3 separate regions of the Homo sapiens genome follow, and all the other regions are linked to region 1. A link is a loop called in an ENCODE intact Hi-C map of the cell type or tissue named here. Cell type or tissue: IMR-90. All regions are shown on one strand.

The links. Hi-C counts contacts between places; a loop is a spot of excess contacts. Peaks named below come from ENCODE experiments on the same cell type or tissue, not always from the same donor. Only the 100,000 strongest peaks of a DNase experiment are listed, where the experiment ranks them.
Region 2: it touches region 1 in a loop (9-fold over the local background); 4 of 110 quality-filtered maps call a loop at or near these places.
Region 3: a loop joins it to region 1, with 10 times the contacts of the local background. A loop is called at or near these places in 11 of 110 quality-filtered maps.

What each region holds. Positions count from the first base shown.
Region 1 is chr12:80,760,055-80,768,054 of GRCh38, reverse strand. It overlaps LINC01490 (long intergenic non-protein coding RNA 1490), which reads right to left and starts at 4,901. Exons shown (of 3, transcript NR_120470.1): 1 at 4,827-4,901; 2 at 1,235-1,305. In IMR-90, a CTCF peak has its summit at 4,053 (motif pointing right); a DNase peak (open chromatin) is centred at 4,054.
Region 2 is chr12:80,593,943-80,601,942 of GRCh38, reverse strand. The region is part of intron 26 of PTPRQ (protein tyrosine phosphatase receptor type Q); the gene reads right to left. The region is part of intron 1 of LOC105369867 (a long non-coding RNA gene); the gene reads left to right. Among named protein-coding and RNA genes, the nearest start is that of MYF6, 110 kb to the left of the region's middle. RefSeq lists a silencer at 3,659-3,953. In IMR-90, a CTCF peak has its summit at 3,726 (motif pointing right); DNase peaks (open chromatin) are centred at 3,752 and 7,992; H3K27ac peaks cover 921 bases.
Region 3 is chr12:80,191,247-80,199,246 of GRCh38, reverse strand. All of the region lies in intron 1 of OTOGL (otogelin like), which reads right to left. Among named protein-coding and RNA genes, the nearest start is that of OTOGL, 96 kb to the right of the region's middle. In IMR-90, CTCF peaks have their summits at 3,915 (motif pointing left) and 6,142 (motif pointing left); a DNase peak (open chromatin) is centred at 3,946.

The DNA of each region.
Region 1 (8,000 bases):
GCACATCAAAGTGCTTGCAGTGTTTCCTGGGTCTAAAACTAAATCAAGTCCCTTTAATACTCTTTTTTACCTCCTGAATTACAAACACGAATTCTATACTATTTAGATAAATACCTAATTTAGAACCTAGAGAAGCATACAAAACTGTAAGGGAAAGGTTTACTTTTTCCAGCCTTTTGAAGAAACTGGATAGGCCAATAAATAGAGGCCCATCATATTTATATGTTCCAGTAAAATTTGCCTATTGTACTTAAACAAGCTTTTGGATTTACAATTCTCATTTCAAATATACTTTTAGAGCCAGGATAATACTCAACATGGCATTAACAGAATTTCATTTCTTGTTTCATATTGGATAGACTACCGTAGCTGTAATAGGCTTATTGCCTGATGCATACAGCAAGTCAATACACCAAGATGCTGAGCTGGCGCAGAGAAAGAGATTCAATTGTAGGGTCACTGAACAAGGAGATGGGAAGAAGCCTCAAATCCATCTCCCTGAAGAATTTGAGGATAAAATTTTTAAGGGTTTTGGAGTGAACTGAAGTGTGGAGATTGTTGATTGGTCCCAGAGTGCACAGTGAAGTCATGGAATAGGGAGATGAATGAGGTGTATTCTGCTGATCTCACTCTTCTGTGGGGGTCTTCAAACTGGCTGCTGGAATTAGGGGTCTGAAAAACAATCTTGAGTGAAGCAGAAGTAAGGTCTTAAAGAAAAATTGCAAAGATATAAATGTATTTATTTAGAATGAGAATAGAAATCACAAGAAATGAGAAATTTTACAAAATTTAACAAAAGCCTTAAACAAAAGCCTTATGATTCTAATGACAGAGATCCTGTCTGTAGGAACAACGGGGATGCAAATTATTTCTTAAATAGTCTATGACACTCATGTCAGACATCCTCCCTATGGGAGCAGTGGGCATGCAAATCGATTCTTAAACAGCCTATGACCCTAATGTCAGAAATTCTATCTATGGAACAATGAGCATGCAAATGGCCAGTATCTAGTGCTACATGAGTTTTAACAACAAGGAAGTGGGCCAGAGTGCAGCCTGATTAATGCTTAATTATAACTATATTTCTGTCCAGAACTCAACATGCAATTCTTGTGAACTTTGTGGAGATGGTTTCAACATCACAGTATGAAAGATGTCATTATAATACATATTCCTATTAGAAATTTCTGGGCACAGAAAATAATACATGCTACCTTTGTCACAAAATACAAACCTGCTATGTAGGAATCAGACAGCAGTGGCTTGCTTATCTTTCTTGTCCAGTGTCCCTGGTACTAACAGCACCTAGATGATGATGATGATGATGATGATTGTTATTATTTTAACAAGAAATAATTGCATCTTGAGAAATACTAACATCCCATTTCAGAGCAGCCCAGGAAGCACTGTAAATTGAATGAAAACTGAGGAGAGGGGTCTTAGATGAAACTGAGGCTATTAGGTTGTTTAGATTTTGTTTTTTTTATTTTCCTTTCCAGCATGGTTGTGGTAAAGACTTGAAGAGTAGCAAGTTTAAAAGGTGTAAGCAGGTCTGCTACATTAGAGATACAGACATAATTCATTCTGGAGATGGAATGTTAAGAGGGTGGCCTTTTAGTTAATCAAATGCAAAGCCATTACACAGCCTTTATTCTTAGATGAGATTGAATCACAATTGGCAGTGTGTGTGCATGAATGTGTATGTCTGTGACCACACTTTGTAAGTATTGAGAAGGGACCCACAATTGCTAAGAGTTACAGTGGAGGTGTGTATAGGAATAAACTTTTGTTTTGGGGGGCACGAAGCTTATCTGGAGAGAGGCAGAAAATAAGGTTTTTAAGAAAATTTACGAAGATGCAAATGTATTTATTTAGAATGAGAAAAGAAATCACAAGAAATTCAAAATTTTCAGAAGTTGACAAATACAAAAATCCAGAAATACTGCACAATTGCACTTATTAACAACCTTAAAAACACCATAATACTTTTTTCTAACATATGTATTTTTGCTGTATACTCTGAATTGCCTCTTGATATGACATTGATTTTATAATATTTTCCATGGAGAGAATAGAAAGATAATTCAGTCTTTCCTCTAGATTGATCAAAAAAATTTTTTTAATTTGGTAGTTTAGAATAATTTATTATAATTTCGTTACTTATTGTTTGGGATGTCAAATTAAATTTTTAGGATTGCGGATAATTTGGGAAACTCTCTGTCAAGTTTTTGTTTGTTTGTTTTTGAGACAGAGTCCCACTCTGTTGTCCAGGCTGGAGTGCAGTGACACGATAACAGCTCAGTGCAGCCTTGATCTCCCAAGCTCAAGCGATGCTCCTACCTCAGGCCCTCATCCCAAGTAGCTGGGACTACAGGCATGCACCACAATGCCCCGCTAATTTTTGTATTTTTTGTACAAACAGGGTTTCACCATGTTGTCCAGGCTGGTCTCAAACTCCTGGGCTCAAAGGACCTGCCTGCCTTGGCATCCCAAAGTGCTGGGATTACAGGTGTGAGCCACCATGCCTAGCATATTAAGTTCTGTTCATATGAGTCATAGGTTCTGAGGGCAATTTTTGCACAATATTATCAATTTAAGAGAATTCCATGAATTATCTTGGAATTGATAATATTTTTTAAACACTTTGCTATTGATGTTCTCACTGTAGTTGGGATGTATTATGAGTTTTTACATTTTCTTCAGCCAGTATTTCTTGTTAAATCGGCAAGATATTTACATTATTTCCACTTTGTCTGTATGGAACTCTTCCTTTTGATTTCATTGTCAATCCAAGCACTTACTCATTACTCCCATTCAAACTTATCTTTTCCTTTTAATGAGTTATTCTTTTGGATATGATGTGATTTCATTGTGGTTGTTATAATTTACTTCTTGATATCAGAGTAATTTCTATTGATTGTATTATTTATTCTTGTGGTTTTTCTTTTCATATTTCATTAATTTGAATTCTTTTGGTTATATAGTAAATACATTTTAAAATGGCAAAAGAATATCCTTCACATGTATCTACATCAAGAATCTATAATTTCTCTATCGTTTTATTGAAATTTTCCAAACTGTTTTTCTAAATTACAATTAAAATGGAATATCTTCAACACAACTTCCCCTTGTTTCAAAGTCGTAATGCCCAAGGCCATTCTAAGGGAAAGTATGAAGGAAAGCCAGTCATAGTGGAAAATGGTCTTGACAGGATTACATTAAAATTTTTCCTCCTCAGCTTTATTAAGGTATAATTGACAAATGAAAATTATATTAATGTATACAACATGATAATTTGAGATACACATACATTGTATAATAATTACCACAATCAAATTAATTAACACTTTCTTCACCACACAATTACAGCCTCTCCAGTAACTGGGTATACAGGCACGGGCCACTACACCTGGCTAATTTTTAAATTTTTTTTTTTTTTTTTTTTTTTAGAAACAGGGTCTCACTATGTTGCCCAGGCTTGTCTTGAACTCCTAGACTCAGGCAATCCTCCTGCGTAGGCCTCACAAAGTACTGGGATATACACACCAGACCAGGCGTCCATACATTTTTCATGGGCTTGGAGATTTACTTAACTTGCAGGAGAGGAAAAGTAGAGAGGAGAAACTGAAGCAGTAGTTTTCTAGGCAAACCTATCTTTTTCCTTGTGGGGTGTCTGTGTGTGTGTGAAGAGCAGAAAAAAAAAAAAGGAAGAAGAAAACTTTGGTCTTACCACTCCAGCACATTTTCTCTTGCATTTCCAGGAATGATTTTTAATCTTGCTTTCCTCCTTCTTTTTCCCTAACATCAGACCTCCCAGACTACAGCTGCATACACTAGAAAGTAAGCATATTGAAATTTCCCTGTATACGTTATAATAAAAGGAACATTTGGAACCTCAGTTGGATTAAGGAAACAATAACTTAATGCGGGATCCATCTGCTGATAAAATGTGAGGTAACACACTTCTGAATGCCAATTTGAAGGATTTTTTTTTTTTAAGGTTGGGGAAAAAAAAAACCGTTTGAACACTTGAAGTTGCAAATTTTTATCTGACCACCAGGGAGCAGACAAATGCCTTGAAAGAAAGGCTCTTCAATCAAATGAAAAAGTCAAAAACCACAAAAGGAAAACAAATGAAGTGTGTTAATTACCATAAATGAAATGAAAAACGCATTTTTTATTTTGAAAATAAAAAATACCAGAAGGCATATGTTAAAACAAAACATTTCAACCATTTTCCATCTGACTATATTTAAAGGTTTTCTCATCCCTCTATCACTTGGAGGAGGCAATGTCTCCCCTCTTTGAAGGCAAACAAGTCCTACTTAATGGAAAGATGTGCCAATTTACCGTCTACTCCCTGGAATTACTTGACACACGTAAAGAAAGTAAAGGTTGCGAGCTACCATGACAATCTATGGACACAGGCTTCCTTACAAGTTCTCTTTAGTCACAGCAAAGCAAGCTGAAAAAAAGAAGTTGGTTTTCAGTTTAATTTAGTGTGTATAAATGTCAATAAAGACTCAGTTTACTCATTGGCACATTTTAAAGTAAACACCAGTCTGTCAATTATAAAATCAATACAATGGTTGCATAAAATTCTTGATTGTAGGCAATTTTAAGCAAATTATTCTTAATGAACAATACCAGCATGTTATATACTCAATTTCATTTAAAGGAATCACTTCATGTTATAAAAAACCTTCCTTGGTTTTATTTAAACACGCCTTCCCCAGAGGATAGAGTCTTCAGTAAATTTAAGTTAGAAAATTCATCTTTGAAATCTGGGTGTTAGTAACCTCCATTCCCCAGTTTTTAACTCTTACTTCTATAATCCCACCTTCATCTTCCTGGAGTGCCATATATATATGCTTGCTCCTCTCTTCCTCTTAACACCTGTTGTCACAAACACAATTGTGACATAATGACCAGCTTTCAAAGTTGCCCTTCCAAGCACTGACTGCATTTTTATAGAGCTTGAATACTACAGTGAAAGGGTAAAGGTCTAGTGCAGAACTTTAGGCTCAGAATGCGGGGTTTAAATCTCAGCTTTACTACTTAATTAACAAATCACTTAACGTCTCTATAATTTCTTTACCTCTTTTGTAAAATGGGGAAAATAGTTATGGAACCTAACTCATAGGGCTGTTGTGACCCTTAAGTGAGAGAGTGTGTCCGGAATGATATAATCTCTTAATGAATGTTAGTTGTATGTCTTCTTTACAAGGGAGGTTTGTAATTTTTTCATTTTTTAAAATAATTATAATAATTATTATTTTTGAAACAGAGTCTCACTCTGTCGCCTAGGCTGGAGTAGAGTGGTACTATCTTGGCTCACTGCAACCTTCACCTCCTGGCTTCCAGCGATTCTCCTGCCTCAGCCTCCCCAGTAGCTGGGATTACAGGCATGAGCTACCATACCTGGCAATTTTTTGTATTTTTAGTAGAGACAGGGTTTCACCATGTTGTCCAGGATGGTCTCGAACTCCTGACCTCAAGTGATCAGCCCACCTTGGCCTCCCAAAGTGCTGGGATTACAGTTGTGAGACACCGTGCACTGGCACAAGGGAGTTTTTTTTTTTTAAAGCCCCTTCTTTAGTGACTGGAATTATTAGCCCTGGAAGGTTTTCACTTAAACAGGCCAGAGGATTCTGAACTTGGCTATGATTTATTGCCCAGACAGTACTTTAAAAGAACAACTGTGCATGACAATTGTTATGCTGCGTAGCCTTGTGCAATTCATTGAATTGTTTTTACAAATGAACTTCTTAATTTGTAAAGAAAGAATATTGATTAGGCAGACAGATACCATATTTACTGTGGTCTCTAAGCTCCTTCTCAACTAAGAAGTATGAAGGTACAATCTCAGATGATGAATACACATGTCAAACCCAGTACACTCAAAACTGAACTCCTGACCACCCTGCCCCCACATTCAGGGAGTACCCGCATCTTAATTTGTGGCTGCTCCACCCTGCCCCTTGTTTAAGCAATACTTAGTGGAGTGATTCCCCTACTTCACGCGTTCTCTCACACTCACATCCAGTCTGTTAGGAAATTCTGTTGACTCAACCTTCAAGGTATAAACAGTAGCTGCGCCCTTTGCACTGCTTCCATTGCTGTCATTTCAGTCCTGGCCATCATCTCCCACCTGAATCACCATGATAACTTCCTGCTGGTCTTCCCGATTCCAGGTCCCCCAGCCCCCACCTGGCCCCTGCCCTGCCCCAATCTATCCTCAACACAGCAGTTGGTCTCCAAAAGGAGTTGCTGTCTTTAAAGCAACTCCTTTAATAAAAGCATAAGTCAGACTGTGTCACTCCTCTGCTTAGAACCCTGTAATGACCCTTTAGAGTAAAAACAGATTCTTTTAAGAGCCTTCAAGGCTTTTTGTGATCTATCTCTCTCTTACTCCTCTGCCACATGTCCTACTAGCCCCGCTTAGCTCACTCCCCTCCAACCACATTGGCCCCTGAGCTGTTTCTCAGGAACATTGGGTATGTCTACCTTAGGACATTTGAGCTAGCCTTCTCTCTGCTTAGGATACTTTCTTCGAGACAACTGCTGGGCTAATTCCTGCAGATCCTTCAACACTTCGTTGGGATCTTGTTTTCACAGTATGGCCTACTCTATCTACTTTATTTAATATTTTCCTTTGTTCGTCAGTATTTATTAGCTTCCAACATGCATATCTGTGTCTGTATCTGCCCCCTGCACTAGCCCTTCTCTTTCTCTCTTCTGTGCTGCTTATTTTTCATTGTTTCCCTCTTCTGAATTAAAAACTTTACAAAGGCAGAGATTTTAATCTGTTTTATTCATCGGTGTGCCCCCACTTCCTAAAAAACTCAATAAATATTTGCTGAATAATTGAATGGGTGGGAAGGAGGAAAGAGTAATGTGTAGAGCGGATCTGAGAAACATTGAAGATGATTTATTGAGCACTGTTCTTACTTGTTTTCCCCTTTAATATAAGATTGACAAAATGCAAGCCTCGGTTCTATCACAATTTCTTGTCTAGAAGTTACTCTTCAAATACCAGGAGTAGATGGTGAAACACAACCCTCATATCACCCGTTGAGTATAACTGGGCCAGAACAATAACAATAAGAATAATATGAAACAATAAATAGGTAGACAAGAAAATGGCAAATTCTTTGAATGTCGCTTCGAGGTAAGTCAGTAGTTTTCCCATGCTTCAGGGTTAAAAGGATTCAGAAAGCACTACCCCAGAGTATGCTGCCTTGGCATATTGACGATTTCAAACAGAAGGAATTTGAGAAACAGCAGGTGCAGGAAGGACTCTCTGAGCTTCTTCCCCTTAAGCAGGTCATGAGACTCTCATGTGAGAGGTGCACTCCCTGTACCTGGAGGAAAGGAGCATCCTGATCTCTGAAGATGGAGAGTTACCAGGAGGAATCTGAAAGAACAGACTTTGCTAAATGTCCCCCACTTTACTACACTTAGCCCTTTCTCCTATGATATCTTTTTGTACTATCAAATTTTCCCAAGACTCTCCACTCTTCATCACACCTAGCATAAAACCATTCAAGATTAACAGTCTCTTGAGGTCTTTATTTCCTTAGGAAGGCTCCTGTGTCATGTGAAACTTATAGTAAATAAATTAGTGTGTTTTTCTCTTGACAATCTGTCTTTCGTCGGTCTAATTTACAAGACTCCATTCAATGAGCCTAAGATGTGTAGGAAAGAAAAGGGTTTTTTTTTTTCTTGCCCTACAAGGTCTAACAATCTAGTTCATCAAATATAAGTTCACATTTGTATTAGTTCTCAGGAAAACTGGTTTGGATCCAGCCTATTAAAAAATTGCCTCAGAAGAAGTTAAAACTGATAATTTAAAAGACCAGTAAACATATACTGAGTGAGATATAAGCAGTGTGTGAGTTGCGAGTGGGAAAAAATAAAAAAGACACTGTCTTTGCCCAGTAAGTGGTTATAATTGGGTAGGAGACACAAAGATGTAACAGCAATAATTACAATCCTCT
Region 2 (8,000 bases), 170 kb after region 1:
TCATACACATACCCTGCATAAACAGACATTTTCATTCTTTTTACTGCTAGCTTTATGGTCCTAGGAAAACTGCCTCAAATTGTAGCCTAATTCATTTAGGTAATTATACATAACAGATGAGAGCTATAAGAGGTCTCCTGCCATCAGCATAATTAATTGCCTTGAAAAATATAAATATAAGATGCTTTGTGGGTTTCAATGGCCTCTCTTCTGCCTCTGACTCTATAAAAGGGGATGGGATATGACCTCTGTATAAATGTATTAAGGCTCCCTTATTATTAATGTTATTTGAAAAATTTGACTTCCAGCTCTGTAAGAACCAGTGTGGACAGAAACAATTTTCTGATCGGCCACACATTTCAAGTGGTATAAAACAGGAAAATATTTTAGAGTCCCCTTGTCTTTATTATAACCAAATGTTTAGTTGGCCTTGAGAATAAATTTATGCATTCATTGAATGAATAAATATTTATTAAGTGCTTACTATGTGCTAGGCACTAAGAGGACAAAAAGCTCATACAGGTGATCAAGGTAGCTTTGGATCCATCCATAAAGCTTCTACTGTTTAACCCTTTTCATTTAGCAACAGTTTACTGAACACCTATGGCATGCCAGGCACTTTGGAAGTGCTGGAAATATAGAAGAGAACCAAAGAGACAAAGACCATGGAACTTCCATTTTAATGGAGAGAGACAAATAATATATATTAGAAAAATATAAATAAATGAATATATAATACACAAGTAAATTATATACCATGTTAGGAAGTATTATGTACCATGGTGAAAAATGAGACAAGGTCATGGGCATGAAGATGCTTAGGGCGTTACTATTTTAAATATAGTGGTCAGCTCATGCCTCACTAAGCAGATAACATTTAAACAAATATTTGAAGGAGGTAAGGGAATACTGTTTGGCTGTTTGGAGAAAGAGTGTCCAGGAGGAGAATGGCCAGCGTGAAGACCCTGAGGCAGGATTTCGCCTGGTATGTCCTAAGAATAACAAGGACCACAGTGAAGCTGAAGCCCAGTTGAGTTGGAATGAGAGAATCCGAGAGGAAATGGGGGCCAGAAAATGTAAGGCCGTTAAGACCAGCGTTAATGTCTTCTTTTGTTAGGATGGCTATTGTGAACAAAAAGACAAACGCCATGAAGTAGAAGGGGCTGTGATAGACTGTGATCCTTGGTATCTAACTCATACCAGAAAGATGGGCTAAAATTAATTACGTCAAAAAGGAAAGATCATCTCCAACATCTATTTGATTCATGTACCTCTGTAACATATACTACTCGATGCTGTTGGGACTATACTTTTCAACCTAACTCATTCTAGCAAGCAAGTAGAGTGGCACATTATCGTTGCCCAGACATCATGAAAAATGTATTGAGAATTTTCTGCGGCTAAGAAAGTTGTGAGATTTTTCTGCGGTAGCTTGTATCTGGAAAAATTTCTGTATCTCTGCTCTATAATGGCTTCTTCGGGTCTCATTTGAGGACAAAGTGCAAAGTTTTCCCAAGGAAAACTCTGGCTTGTGAGTGTGTCTGTATGCCAGCTCAGAAAGAAATATAGCGCTTTGCTTTCAACTTCTCTTCTTTCACAATAAAATGTCAACCCTGCAATCATTCCTTTAATACTAGCAATCAAATCTCTCATCAGGGAGTGTGTGACCCCAAGCAGAGGTAAGAGAAAAATGACATTCAAAGATCATTCATGACAACACATATAATCACCTATACTACTAAATATTTTAATTTCCTTGCACTGATCAATCATTATAAAAAAGCAAGGTATTTAGCCCCTTGCTGAGCTATGCTTTAATGCCATTTCTTGAACTTTTCCAAAAATCGTTTTCCCTTCTTTCTTCATTTTTTAAAAGAAACAATCACTGTAAACAATGTTTGCATTTTCAGTAAAGTTCTTGATAAAATTGCCTGTCTTGTTACACAAGTTTTCTGTGTTGAATCCTTTGCCAAAAATTTCCTTCAGAATGTATTTTGTCAACTTGTATTCTTGAAGGATTAGAGCTCCTAAATCCAAACTGAAAAATAAAAGTAAACTTATATAACTGAATATATATTAATATATAATATATAACAATATGTGTTTCACCTGTCTGGAGCAATGAAAGGTAACTGTTTGATTAATTCATAGGTAATTTAAGAGAAATATTTAGAACACCAAAATGCCCATCTATTATAAAACAGCACTTAATTATTTTAGTATTGTAGAGTATTATAATATACTTAAATACATATAAAATTATTTTAGGTATCTTTCTTATGAAATTTAACAAAATCCCAAAACATATAATAAAATATATCCAGCATTTTCCCTTTTATCACAGCATATAGTAAACTATTACTAGTGTCACATAAGGGTGGCTACAGAATTACATTTATGAATGTCAGCTACAAAAATAAATGGAGCTGATGGTGGCAAAAGTATGAGGAGTTGAAAATATGCCAGTTTAAAAGCTTAGTAACTTATAAGCATCTTTGGGAGCTTTGTTTGTCTCCCCATAAACTGTCACATTCTGATTTAGGATTGTTTGTGAAATGAATCTAGTCAGTAATGGGCCAAGATATCACTATACCCTTTCTCTTATAAATCACAGCAATTTACTCAGTAGGAATGATCTATCCTTATTCTCTCATTCCCCATAATCCAATCACTTCCTCTCATAAGCACTTTCCCCCTGGTTTTCACCATAATGCATTTTCTGTAACTAACAACCATCATTTCCTGATTATCATGCTTCTATCCTTGCACAGGAATGTGGGTCTTATGTGGGTCAGGGTCATCTTTCCCATCCATCTGTGTCTTGATGCTGAGTGTGTTAGCTCAAAGGTGAGTCTGGATAGACCATCATTTTGCCTAGTCCATATAAAAATTTGAATGCCCCCATCCATGCCACTTTGTTTAAGAATCAACAAGTTTTGTTGTGCCTGATACTATACTTTTAAAATAAGCACATTCAAAGACTTATTTGTAACTTTGCCATCTGCAGATCCCTGTAAGTCTAACTTAATAGTGGAAAATATTCTAGAAAATACTCTATGGTTTTTAGTGTACCTCGTTATGATCACTTTCCTAAAAGAATAAACATAAATGAATATATGGTTTAACATCAACTTACAAAACAGAAAACTTCAGCTCTATATACCTTCAATTTAAATTGTCTGCACAATTATTTGAATTTAAGTTCAGTATAAAGTTTATTAAAAGGGCCTACCACTCAGGGTGTTTTAGTTTCAGAATTTGGTGCACTAGGCCACCAGATTTCTAGTGACTGTCATCACTAAGTGAAGGGCTCTGTCCTTTCTCAGCTATACAAATATTAACAACTTCAAGGACTACAAGTCGACTTTGACTCAGCACACCTGGACAAATTAGCACTGACTGTTAGATGTCTCTCAGGACTAGAAGAAATCCAACTCGCTGGTGGATTCCTGTGTCTTAAGCAATTCAGGGCATCAAGGGCCCTGAAGAAGCTCTGCAATTGGATTCATCTTATTTCCACACAGCAAGAGTATCTCAGGACATATTCCTGTCCACTGGTTAAAACACTTTGATAACTGGCTATCCTTTTGTAGTTTGGATGTTTTCCTAGAGCCCAGTGATTTCGCTGACCAAAACGCATCACCACTGTCAGTGTAGGAAATATTTCCTATCATTTTATGAGATGTTAAGTGTGTTTTCTAATTAGATTTCCTAACCGCAAGGTGGTGCTGCAGAGGGTATAGCACAATAGTGTTACAAATACAGTAAGCCTAAGAATTTGTCAGATTAGATTCATGAATACTAAGAATGATTCATGGATGTTCATAGTATTAGACCTCACTGTATGATCATCTTATTTGATGCTTAAATGAGTTATTTCCTGACTAATTTCAGACTGGCTTAAGCTAGAAAAAAAATACAAAATAGAAAGAAAACCTCTCAGTTTCAATACTGGACATGCCAGGTAAGAATGAAAATATTCTAATTACTACTATTACTTTGGAATCAGAGAATACATATTTTCTGAGAATAGCATCATGTTTATAAAACAACTTTCTACAACAGTGGTCCTCAAAATGTGTCTCCAGGCCAGCAGCATCAACATCACTGGGGAAGCCATAGAAAAGCAGTTTCTGAGGCACTACCCCAGACTTACTGAATCAAAAACCGTGAGTGTGGGGCTTAGTAATTAACAGTCCTCCAGGTGGTTGTAATGACTGTAGTTCAAGTTTAAGAATCACTGCTCTATAACGTCGACATGCCATTTGAAAAAATAGTGACACTGCTCTTCAGATTAGATGACCAATGATTACAACTCTTAGAAATGAGTGGATTGGAAAAGGGGATTGAATTACTCCTTCTGTGAAGACTAGGGAAGTAGATGTAAAGGAAGTTTGGGAGCTGGTAATCAACATGGAAACATGTATCAAGCCATCAAATATTCCACAGACTGGTCTCCTATCTTTCATTCTATTTTAATTCTGGATAAACTATGAAGAGGGTTCTCCCTACTCACTTCCTCCAATTCCCAAAGTTTTTAGAACAACAGGTCAGCGTGTTCCATTAGAGCATAAAATATCACCATTTTCATGCTACCATGAAGCTCTGCATTGGAACAAACTGGAATAATTCAGGTAAGGCCATCGTCATACTGGAGTCTTAGGGCCAGGATAAATCTTGCTATTTTCTTCTCCTGTTCATTTGTATGCAGGCATAATTGGGGTAAAAAATATCTAGGATATCATTAAAGAAAAATGAAAATCAAGGGTATCAGAAACCTCAAAAGTATAATTTTGAGGTGCATGTCAAAATTCTCACTCAATTTGTTTTGGGAGATGATTGGACAGTTGGATAGCTTCTCTATGTCATATCAGTTAGTACCTCTCCATCTCTTGGTACTTTTCTACCACCCTGAGGCTTTGCTCAAGTCCTAGTCAAGATCTAAGAGTGTAGACTCTGTGCTAGAAATAAAGACTTATGAATGAATCAATGTTTTAAGTACTTAGAATAGTACCAGCACATAGCAAACACACAGTAAGGTAAGTCATTGCTAATATTCTTAACTGTGCAGCCTATGGATCTCAATTGATTTACTAGGCATGAACAAAAAGTGACCAAGACACCATACATAGTAATCCCAGGATTTTTCTATAGTTTGGAATTTTCATAGTTAAATCAGAATTCTTTCTTGGTAAATGCAGAAGAAATAGGAGCTGAAATTTTGCTGACCTAGGGCCTAATGCTGAGCTAGAACTTAGAACTGAGGTTAAAGACAAAAATTCACAATGTATTACACCTACTTTACACTTCTTGTTGAATGGACAGAAAGAAGATTCTCAGAAGAGTAAAAGTTAATTCAATTCAATGTGAAATTTAGTCTGAGATCTCAGAGAAAATAGGAGAATTCATTTGAAGTTTAAAAAGATAAAATACAGCTAAGCTATTAATGGGGAGAAAATTTCCTCCCCTTTTTCCTTTATGAAAATCAGACTTTCTAAAATATTGATGATTTAAAAAAAAACAGTGATAATCTTTACACTTTTCTTTGTTTGATTTTTAGTGATTTTGCTACAACTTTCTACTTGCTTATGTAAATAGGATTTCAAAAACAAGTATTTTTATTTAAATTCTAGAATATTTGCATCATAATCTAGCATAAGGTCTTTTGACATTAAATATATAGTTGAATACTTTATTAGATACTTTAATGTTATATGCTTTCTATCATTTCCTTTAAATTATGATTTCACCCATATATCTCCTCTTTGTAATCACACTTAGCACTCTAAATTTAAACATTGTTCTTCCCCTTTGTTCTTTCATGGACCATCAATCTATTATAACTCTGTCTCACTATACATACTTATTACCAGCTAATTATCTCAGTTAATCATTTAGATATTTTTAATGCTTCTCCAATCTATTCTGAAATGGACATTTATTATTTTCCTTCACTGTTTGAAATATTTCTAAATGCAATAATTATTTCCTTTCTATATGCAATAATTCATATTTCTTACATGCAATACAAATATTTCCTATATGCAATAATTTATATTTCTTATGTTAATTAATGAAAAGGAAAATCACAAAATGATCAACAATATAAAATATACTGGTTTTCAAACACCGCATATTCTCTCTCATAGGTAGGAATTGAACAATGCGAACACATGGACACAGGAAGGGGAACATCACACTCTGGGGACTGTTGTGGGATGGGGGGAGGGGGGAGGGATAGCTTTAGGAGATATACCTAATGCTAAATGATGAGTTAATGGGTGCAGCACACCAGCATGGCACATGTATACATATGTAACTAACCTGCACATTGTGCACATGTACCCTAAAACTTAAAGTATAATAATAATAATAAATATATACTGGTTTTGTGAAATAAAAGAAGCTGAATATATCAAACATGAAAAGCTACTGGCCAAGAGAATTTTAATTTTGGCAATAACAATGCAAGCATTTGAAAGACAAGCATTAGACCAAAAAAATTAAAAAATATCAGCATGAACTATTTTAAAATATGGAGAATTTTGACACTGTAACACTTTAACATTAAAGTCAAATGCCTTTCTTCCATATTCATAACAAATCTTAGATTAAAAGTAGGCACAGGGGACAGAAAGGTACATAAGACATGCGCGGCTGGCTATTTATGCTTTTAAGGAACTCAAAGCCCCACTAAAGAAAGAGAGAGAAATAACTATGATGTAATATGCTCACTTGTTGAGAAACAAATTTTGGGAGGTGGGACTGGAAATAAGGATTTCTGAAAGGTTTCTCAAAAGAGATACTTAAAAACATAGCGAAAACAAAGCTGGTCACCAGAAGAGGAGGAAAGAAAGGACAATAAGAAAGAATAGCAAAGATTCTGGATCATAAAGGAGAAAGAACAGTGCATGTGTGAGAAATATAAACCAAATCATAAGTGACCTTGTAGAACTTACTAATGGGCATAGTTTTAACATGCAGGCATGTAGAAAATGATCAAAGATTTTCAGCAGAGGAAATTCATGGTCAGGCAGGTGTATTGAAATGCTGAGTTCAGGTGAATGGTAGAAAATGAGAGCAGAAAGACCATTTAGATCTCTTTTGTAATTATCTAAGAGATAAATGTAAAAGTCTGGATTTAGAGACACTTGAAAAGAAAAATAAACAAATACAAGAGATATTTAGAAGGTAAATACAATAGGACTCAGGTTTTGCCTCGTGGGGGATGAGAGTAGGTAAAAAGAACTAACAATGATTTCTAGATAACTAGTTTGAACAACTAGATGAATAGTGGTGCAGTAAACTGAGACACGGAACACACAGAAAGGAAAAGACTTGCAAGGGAAGGTGGCAATATGGAGTTTGAGATGTCTATGGGAACCTAAGTGGTTATACCAATAACTTCAATATTCGGGCCTAGAGGACAGAAATGTTGTCTTGAATTACCCATTAGGGAGTCCTGTGTAACTAATTTAGAAGATTTTCAACAGCATCTAACTAATTTTGCAGAAGTGCAACCATCATGTCTAGAATAAATGATATTTATTTTCTCTAGTGGCAGCAAGATGGAGCCCATCCTAATACTGCACTGCCACCAAATGAACTTCTAAATGTCTTGAATTATAGACTCCTATTTACTTATGGCTAAAATCACTTCTTACCATTATATAATTGCTTCTTTATAAAAAGGATAATTTCTACCTCTGTTACTATAACACTTATCACATAAGTGTATTACACAGTTTAGAAAAAACTAAGGAAAACAACTGATATTTAGTAACACATTGACAATTTTTAATTTTAAATAATGTTAAAGTGTACTTTGCCCTCTATTTGGTTTTCTTCTTTTTAGATCATAAAGTTGCATTCCTTAGAAACTTCTTTGATGAGGCATGTTTTGTTGAATTTTTTTTAACCTAACAGATGTTTGGGTAGTTAAAATTCCTCATGAGTATGGTATCCTGTGGTTTTCCCAACCTAAGTGTTACCCCAGGAAT
Region 3 (8,000 bases), 570 kb after region 1:
AGCATGGTAGGTTTGAGGAAATAGAAGACCTACTGTGACTGGAGCAAAGTAAGCTAGGGAGAGAATTGCACAAGGCTGGGATGTGGGTATAGCAAAGTGAGGTCATTCAAGTGCTTTGGGCCATTGTAAGATTTTGAACTTCATCCCAATAACAGAAGCTAAAGGCAAGTTTGAAGCAAAGGAGTAATATAAACAGGATTGTGTGCATGCATATATGTACACATATACAAATATATTGCACATAAATATGCACACGCATATTACAGGTTATGTATATTTTAATTTCAAGATCACTCAGTATTCAAGGAGAACAAGGCTAAATGGAGGAAAACAGCCACAGGAAACCACTGTAGTTCACAAGAGATGATAGCTATTTGGTCTAGGATGGAAGGTATGGAATTGAGAAAAGAAACTAATTCAAAACAGATTTCAGAAACAGAGTAATAGAATTTGCTAGTTAATCAGGCATGGGGCATGAGGTGAAAGAAGATGTAAAGGATAATGTTTTCTGGCACAACTAATTAAGTTGATGGTGATGTCATTTACTGAGATAGGAAACATCAGAGAAGATTCAGGTTTGGATAGATGTGAAGTCCATGGAGAGTTGTTTTGTTTATTTATTTAGAAGGATACAGGTTGTTATTATTATTATTATTATTATTTGGAGATGGAGTCTTGCTCTGTCGCCAAGCTGGAATGCAGTAGCATGATCTCGGCTCACTGCAGCCTCCAATTCCTGGGTTCAAGCCATTCTCCTGCCTCAGCCTCCCAGGTAGCTGGGATTACAGGCACGTGCCACCATGCCCAGCTAATTTTTGTATTTTATTAGAGATGGGGTTTCACCATGTTGGCCAGGATGGTCTCAATCTCCTGACCTCATGATCCGCCTGCCTCGGCCCCCCAAATGCTGGGATTACAGGCATGAGCCACCGCACCCAGCCAGGTAATTATTTTTAAACTGATAGGAAGCTTACCACAAATAGGGAGATATTGAAGACACAGATAAAAGAGGATACTCAAAAGAGAACCATTCTTGAACAGCAGAAGAGACTTCTCTGAAAAAGCTTCTACTCCAGGGGGTGAGAGAAGTTAAGCATATGTAACGGGGAGAATATTTTAAGTATATCAATATGTCCTTCTCTTTTGCAATTTCTTGTGGCCTGCTCCCACAAATCTTCCTTGGGGATTTAGATGATTTTGGCCAGAAAACAAAGAGGAAGAAAGGAATATATAATAATCAGCTTCAAACATACAAAATGAAGTATTTTACCTGTAAAAAAAAAATAGAAAGTTTGAAAGCCAAAGAAAGAAATTTTTATACTACTTATGTCCCCCTTGTACATATTAAGAGGAAAGATTGAGGGACTAGATCTTAGGGTTTCATACGATAGAGTCCCCAGTGAGGAAAGAGGAGAATGGAGTTCAACCCCATCGCTCACATCCAGAGGGACTGTGGGAAGGAGAAAGATGCCACCACACGCCTCTGCGGGCTGCCTTGGAGAGCTGAACTCGACTCATCTCTTTGCTTATCCATACTTTGTTTCTGCCATTAGAGTGCCTTTTGTGGAATCGGCTTTCCTGCCTCTGCTTCAGAGCTGTAAGAGGGCCTCTGAATTAAGAATCACCTCGGTAGCAGAAGTCTGCAGGCTGAATAGCATGGTCAGGGATTCATAGACAGATTTCAGTGGTGTTGACAAAAATAGCCGAACTCTATAAATTATTTAAAAAGATTTATTCTGGCCAGGCACGGTGGCTCATACCTGTAATCTCAGCACTTTGGGAGACTTGAGGTCGGGAGTTCAAGACCAGCCTGGCCAACATGGTGAAACCCTGTCTCTACTAAAATGCAAAAATTAGCCGGGCATGGTGGCAGGTGCCTGTAGTCCCAGCCACTTGGGAGGCTGGGCCAAATATGAGTGACCATGGCCATGACACAGCCCTCAGGAGACCCTGAGAACAGGTACACAAGGTGGTTGAGACAAAGCTTGGTTTTATACATTTTAGGGAGACATGAGCCATCAATCAAATACATTTAAGATATACATTGGTGCAGTCCAGAAAGGTGGGACAACTTGAAATGGCGGGCTACCAAGTTATAGGTAGATTTAAAATTTTTCTGATTGGCAATTGGCTGAAAGAGTTATTATCAATAGAAAGGAATGCCCAGATTACATAAGAGGTTGTGGACACCAAAGTTGTATCATGCCAATGAAGCCTCCAGGTAGCAGGCTTCAGAGAAAATAGATTGTAAATGTTTCTTATCAGACTTAAGGTGTGTATTGATGTTAAGTACTGGTTGGCTTTTCCTGAATTATAAAATGGAGGAGGGCATAATGAGGCATGTCCGACCACCCCCTTCCCCTCATGGCCTTAACCAGTCTCAGGTTAAATTTGGAAGGCCCTGGCCTAGAGGAGGAAATCCAGTTAGACTTCTCACAAAGCCAGTAAGAGCTGATATAGAGCCCTAAATCATCAGAGAAAATAACTGGAACAAAGCAGGGGTTACAGTGGCTTTCATCAGCAGCTGCAGATATCAGCAGAGCCCTAGGGAGAAGACCATTTGTATAGCAAAGGTCCTCAGCCTAAGGAGAAGCCCAGAGCAGACACCTGCAGCAGAGACCAACATGCCTCCGGGGAACGATGTCCAGGTGGAAGAACCAGTCTCCCTAAGACAGACAAGAACAAGTGAAACCCCCTCCACTTCCCACACCTAGGGGCCAGCAGGCAAAGGACTGGAATTCTGAAAGACATTTACCTAAGTCATCCAAACAGAGCAGTGAATGACAGTCATAAGGTCAACTACAGAAAAATAAAAATAAAAACCTAATTGTTCATTGTACATCTTAGTGTAGCGTTAATAAATCTGAGACCCCGTCTACATTTATAAATAACAATATTATCACATCAACAATGATAGATGTCATGTAAGGTGCATAGTTGAAAGGCTGTAGATAGGATAACTGTCCCTGGGAAAAATTGCATTGACTGCATTTTAAACAGAGGGTACAAATTAAGCAATGGAGAAAAGGAGGGGGACTGTAGCTCAATGTTCATGGATACACCAAGGCTCACAGACACACCAAGATGCTCCCCATCTCATCCACCTGCACAGCAAACACTAGTGGCTCCAGAATCCACCTCCAGACCCCACTCACTTATTAGTAGAGAAAGAGCCAGATTGAACTCCCAATATTTGAAAGATGAAATCAAACCTTCAAGGATGATTTTTTGCATACCAGCTGGGCTGGACAAGACAGGCATGAACAGGCATGAGAATGTATTCATGATTTTAGATGACACAGTTCTCAAGAAAATCCCCTTTTTTGTTATGTTCAGTGATATTCTGGTAACCGTTTAACAACCTCCACTGGGGAAAGGGGAGGACCCTACTTTGTAGTGTTTGCAGATGTCCATGGTATAAATACTCCCACTATGGCCAATTTTAAGCTACTAATGTGATTTCAACCGGCTCACAAAATTCCTCCAAATTTAATAATGGGCATTCAGGAGCCACCAGGAGCTGGCTCCAGCACACCACTGTGACCCTTAAAGAGCCATGATAGGGCATTGTCTATATCAAAATCTAACTTGAGTGGGCCCCACAGACTGATAAGTTTTTACCTGGACTTCTATCTGAGTAATACACATTGTGATCTTCAAAAAGATGGCTCATTAATAAGTCAAATATTAGGCTGAATTAAATCATATAAGCTTCATTCTACTAACCAGCCTATTTTAACTCCTTGTCTGCCTTCATTCTACTAACCAGCCTATTTTATTTTTATTTACCTTGTGTATAGGAAATTGATTTCCCTTTAGCATGACCTTATATTCCATAAAGTAATCATTCTTCAATTGAGCTAGGAATCTGCCATTAACAAGTTGCTTTTTGCAAGTACAGAAAAGCCCTCTGCTGGCTCACTACTGAACGTCAGTGTGCATGCTCTCAGGCTGTTAACCATTCTTTTCCCTGCCTTGCTAAGCTGAGCCAAACTGCAAATTCTGTCTTAAAATGCTATTAAGATAAGAATGGCCTGTTTCTAGTAGATTTCATTGTTGACATATGAGACTTTTCAGTTTATAAATCACATAATGTTGAATCATTCCAAAGATTAGTTATAATAGCCTAAAGAAACTTATAAACATCAAGCTCCCTTTTAAAAATTGTATTCTGAGATATTAAAAAGGGAGAGAGGGAGGGAGGGTCCACTTGCTGGGTACATTAAAAGGAATTACATTTTTTTAAAATGAGGCTTTTGCAACACTTTTTCTAAGTAATAGGGTTAAGTCAAATGCTTTTTGAGAAGGAATTTGAAAGGGAAAAAAATTGTAAAGAACTCATTATTCCACTGTTATTTTAGTCTGATTCAAATATCATATGGCTTGTGGCTTGTACAATGTTTCCAGTTTGGTATTTATTTGCCCCTTTTCTGATTTCTAATAGGAAAACAAGCGAAAGTTTATTTTTTTAAATTTTAATATTTAAGATAAATCTGGGCAAAATAAATCAGTATTACTTTTATAATCAGAAAAAATAAATGTAAGTGCTACATTAAATATATTTTAGAGCGCTCTCTAGTATAATGTTATATAATGGAAAACTTTTTCTCATTTAGTCAACAAATGTTTATTACAGCAGTATTGTCAGATTCTTCTTTCTATAATTGAAAATTTGTCATGACTCAAAAGAATTAGAGCATAATATTCTGATTATGTTTTTGGTTATGGGATTAGAGTGTGTTTATTTTCCCTATATGAATAAGTCTTATATTACTCTTGGTGACTTATGGTGATTCTGTTGGGTGATTTAAATTTGCAATTAGAAGGTCTTGCTTCATTGATGGGCTAGGGAGTTTCTCAAGGTTCTTTGGTTGCAAGTATCGGAAGAAACTAACTCTGCCCAAGCATTAAGCAAAAAGGGGAATTATTGGGTTATTGGAGATCCCACAGAACTAGCAGGAAGGTTGAAGAATCATACTTAGTAAAATGAATATTAGGCTATCATCTAAAATAAATGAATTCCAACTGTTTCATATTTCCTTATAAAAACTCTGCTGAAGATCTGAAGTCCCTCGAGTGCCTGACTAGGTCACATGCCTAACGTTTGGCTATACAGGAGTATCTAGGGACCCCTCGGCTTCCTTTATTAGCTTTCCAAGATTCCATACACTTGGAGGAGTATAATTCCCAAAAGAAAATCAGTGTTGTTAGTCAGAGGCAGCTAAAACAACAAAGGTCCACTACACTGCTTATCCAATTTTGTTCTGTGCCATCACTAACTCCACTGATACAACAGAATGACAGCTACTTCTCTGGGTCTTGGCATCTTCTTTTGTAAAATGAGGCGGATGTGTCAGATGACTTCAAGCTTTCTATATTTCACATTCACAAATCCAATTTAGGCAGACACTGAAACCATCTTTGGAAAATGTTTCTGTCTAAACAAAAGGACTTTCCTTAACCCTTGTCATTCTCAGTCCTCACCATTCCTCCCTCTCAGTTATACTCACATCTTTAAAGAACATCCATAGCTTCCTGGCTCTTGCACATGTACCGCAAGCCTCCAAAACTCAGTGAATCTCACTTGGAAAACTTTTAAATCAAATGCATTTTACTCCAGCATATATGAGGATAAGTTACATTGTCTGAAATATAACATTTCCTTCATCAAAGAATGGATATTCCCAATAATATATGCTAACCTTATTATTATTATTATTATTATTACTTTTAGATGAAGTCTCACTCTGACACCCAGGGTGGAGTGCAGTGGCACAATCTTGGCTCACTGCAACCTCCAACTCCCAGGTTCAAGTGATTCTCTTGCCTCAGCCTCCCGAGTAACTGGGACTACAGGCATGCACCACCATGCCCAGCTAACTTTTGTATTTTTAGTACAGATGGGGTTTCACCATGTTGGCCAGACTGGTCTCGAACTCCTGACCTTGTGATCTGCCCACCACAGCCTCCCAAAGTGCTGGGATTACAGGTGTGAGCCACTATACCTGGCCTGCTTACCTTATTCTTAAGAATAAGGTTCTTTAAATTATGTTCTGTTTAAAATGAAGTTCTGAAGTTCCTTTCACAAAAATAAGAATTCTTTGTCTTAAAGAAAAAGCCTGCTGCTCCATCTAGAGGACATTTTATATTGTCCAATTGAAGGGACTTAGGGAGCCTAATCTAGATGTTCAATGTTCCAAATCTTGCTAAAAAATTCCACAATTTTCTCAAATTCAACTGATTCGGTTTTTTTTTTAGTATTTTCAATGAGCCCATACTATGTAAGAATGAAGAGGATATTTCCCTCATCTCTTAGTTTCAGCCAAAGATTATCTGAGTAGTAACCTTTATTTTTTCATGAAATATTTGGGTACATACTATATACTCACGGTACTTACTTCTGGGATTTTTATGATTTAAAAAATGATTTCTAACAACCACTTACTAGGTCTTAATCATTTTCATCAATTATCAGAATTTTTTTAATTTGACGGTATTTCCCCTAAATATACGAAGACATTGGACAAAAATACTCATGTTCTTTTTCACTTAGAATTACACAGCATTTTTCTCCAAAAAGACTTGCCTGTTAAGAGAGCATGCTATTTTTATTTTTAGTGACCAGAGTGGCAGTTGGGTAATGCTTCACAGCATCTTGGAGAAAATTCCTTTTTTTATGTAAAATCTAGGACCTTATTTTAGTGAAGCAATGTTTCCAGCATGGAAATTCACTTTTAACCACATGGAGGGCAAACATAGCCTCTATTTTCCCACAAACTTCTGTGAGAAAGTCAGATCACACGGTGAGAGCAAAGAAAGGGGGCTAGGAATAAGAAGCTGGAAGAGAATTCCATGGGGAGGAGGGGTCCCTGCCTGATCTTAGGCTATGGCCATCTCAGTCAGGGCAGGGTAGTTGACCATGACCGGACCAGCAGGCGGGGCCCCTCCTAGAACTGCACTGGTTTTGTCAGAGTTAGAAAATCAACCACACAGCAAAGTGTATGAGAACAGAAACAACTGCTGAGCAGAAAGTTTTGCTCTGAGGTCTGACTTGTCCTACTGATCTCATCAAAAAGTTTGCCATATGTCCTGTAGGTATTCAAGAGTGACAAAACAATGTATCCAAACATGGAAGTTACACAAGTCAGGGAAAGAAGAGGAGGAAAACAACAACAGTGGTTAGGATCAGTCTTGATACCTCTTTCACAATGTTCTACATATTCTTGAGATGAAAATACGATTCTTCTAAGGGATAGCTAATGTAATAACTTATAAGTGAATATGGATTTCTTGAAAGCAAAATTGAATGAAATATCGCTTAGAATTCTAAGTGATATTTCAATAAAATATAAATCTCATCTAATGCACCACAGTATGTAAAGCTGGTACAGCAGTCTCTAGTTCCTCTCTTGCCATTCACAAGAGAGCGAGATGATTTGTCCAAAGTCAGAGAGCTAGTGAGCAGCAAAGCTGAGCCCAGGACTGCCTTACGCTTGCTGATCCCCAGCCATCATTCTTTCTGTTACAATGTAATTGGTATAACACTAGTTTAACACCACCTGTTGTCAATAAATTCTCAATATTCTGTCCCAGTAAGAGGCCAACTGTTTAAATATTGCATTCTTATTTTAAAGGACAAATAACAGAATAAAACTTTATAAAATGTAATCATATTTGGTTATTTTGAGTAAATGTGAATATATTAAGAAATACAGTATATGGTTTATAAAAATTCACTTAGCTCGTCTCTGCCTTGTTCCAAAACATTATCTGGACAGTATTCAATAATTTTATTTTTTTTATTTATTTATTTTGAGGCCTTGCTCTGTCACCCAGGCTGGAGTGCAGTGGCACGATCTTGGCTCACTGCAACCTCCGCCTCCTGGGTTCAAGCGATTCTCCTGTCTCAGCCTCCCGAGTAGCTGGGATTACAGCTGCCCACCCCCGCGCCTGGCTAATTTTTGTGTTTTTAGTAGAGACGGGGTTTGGCCATATTGGCC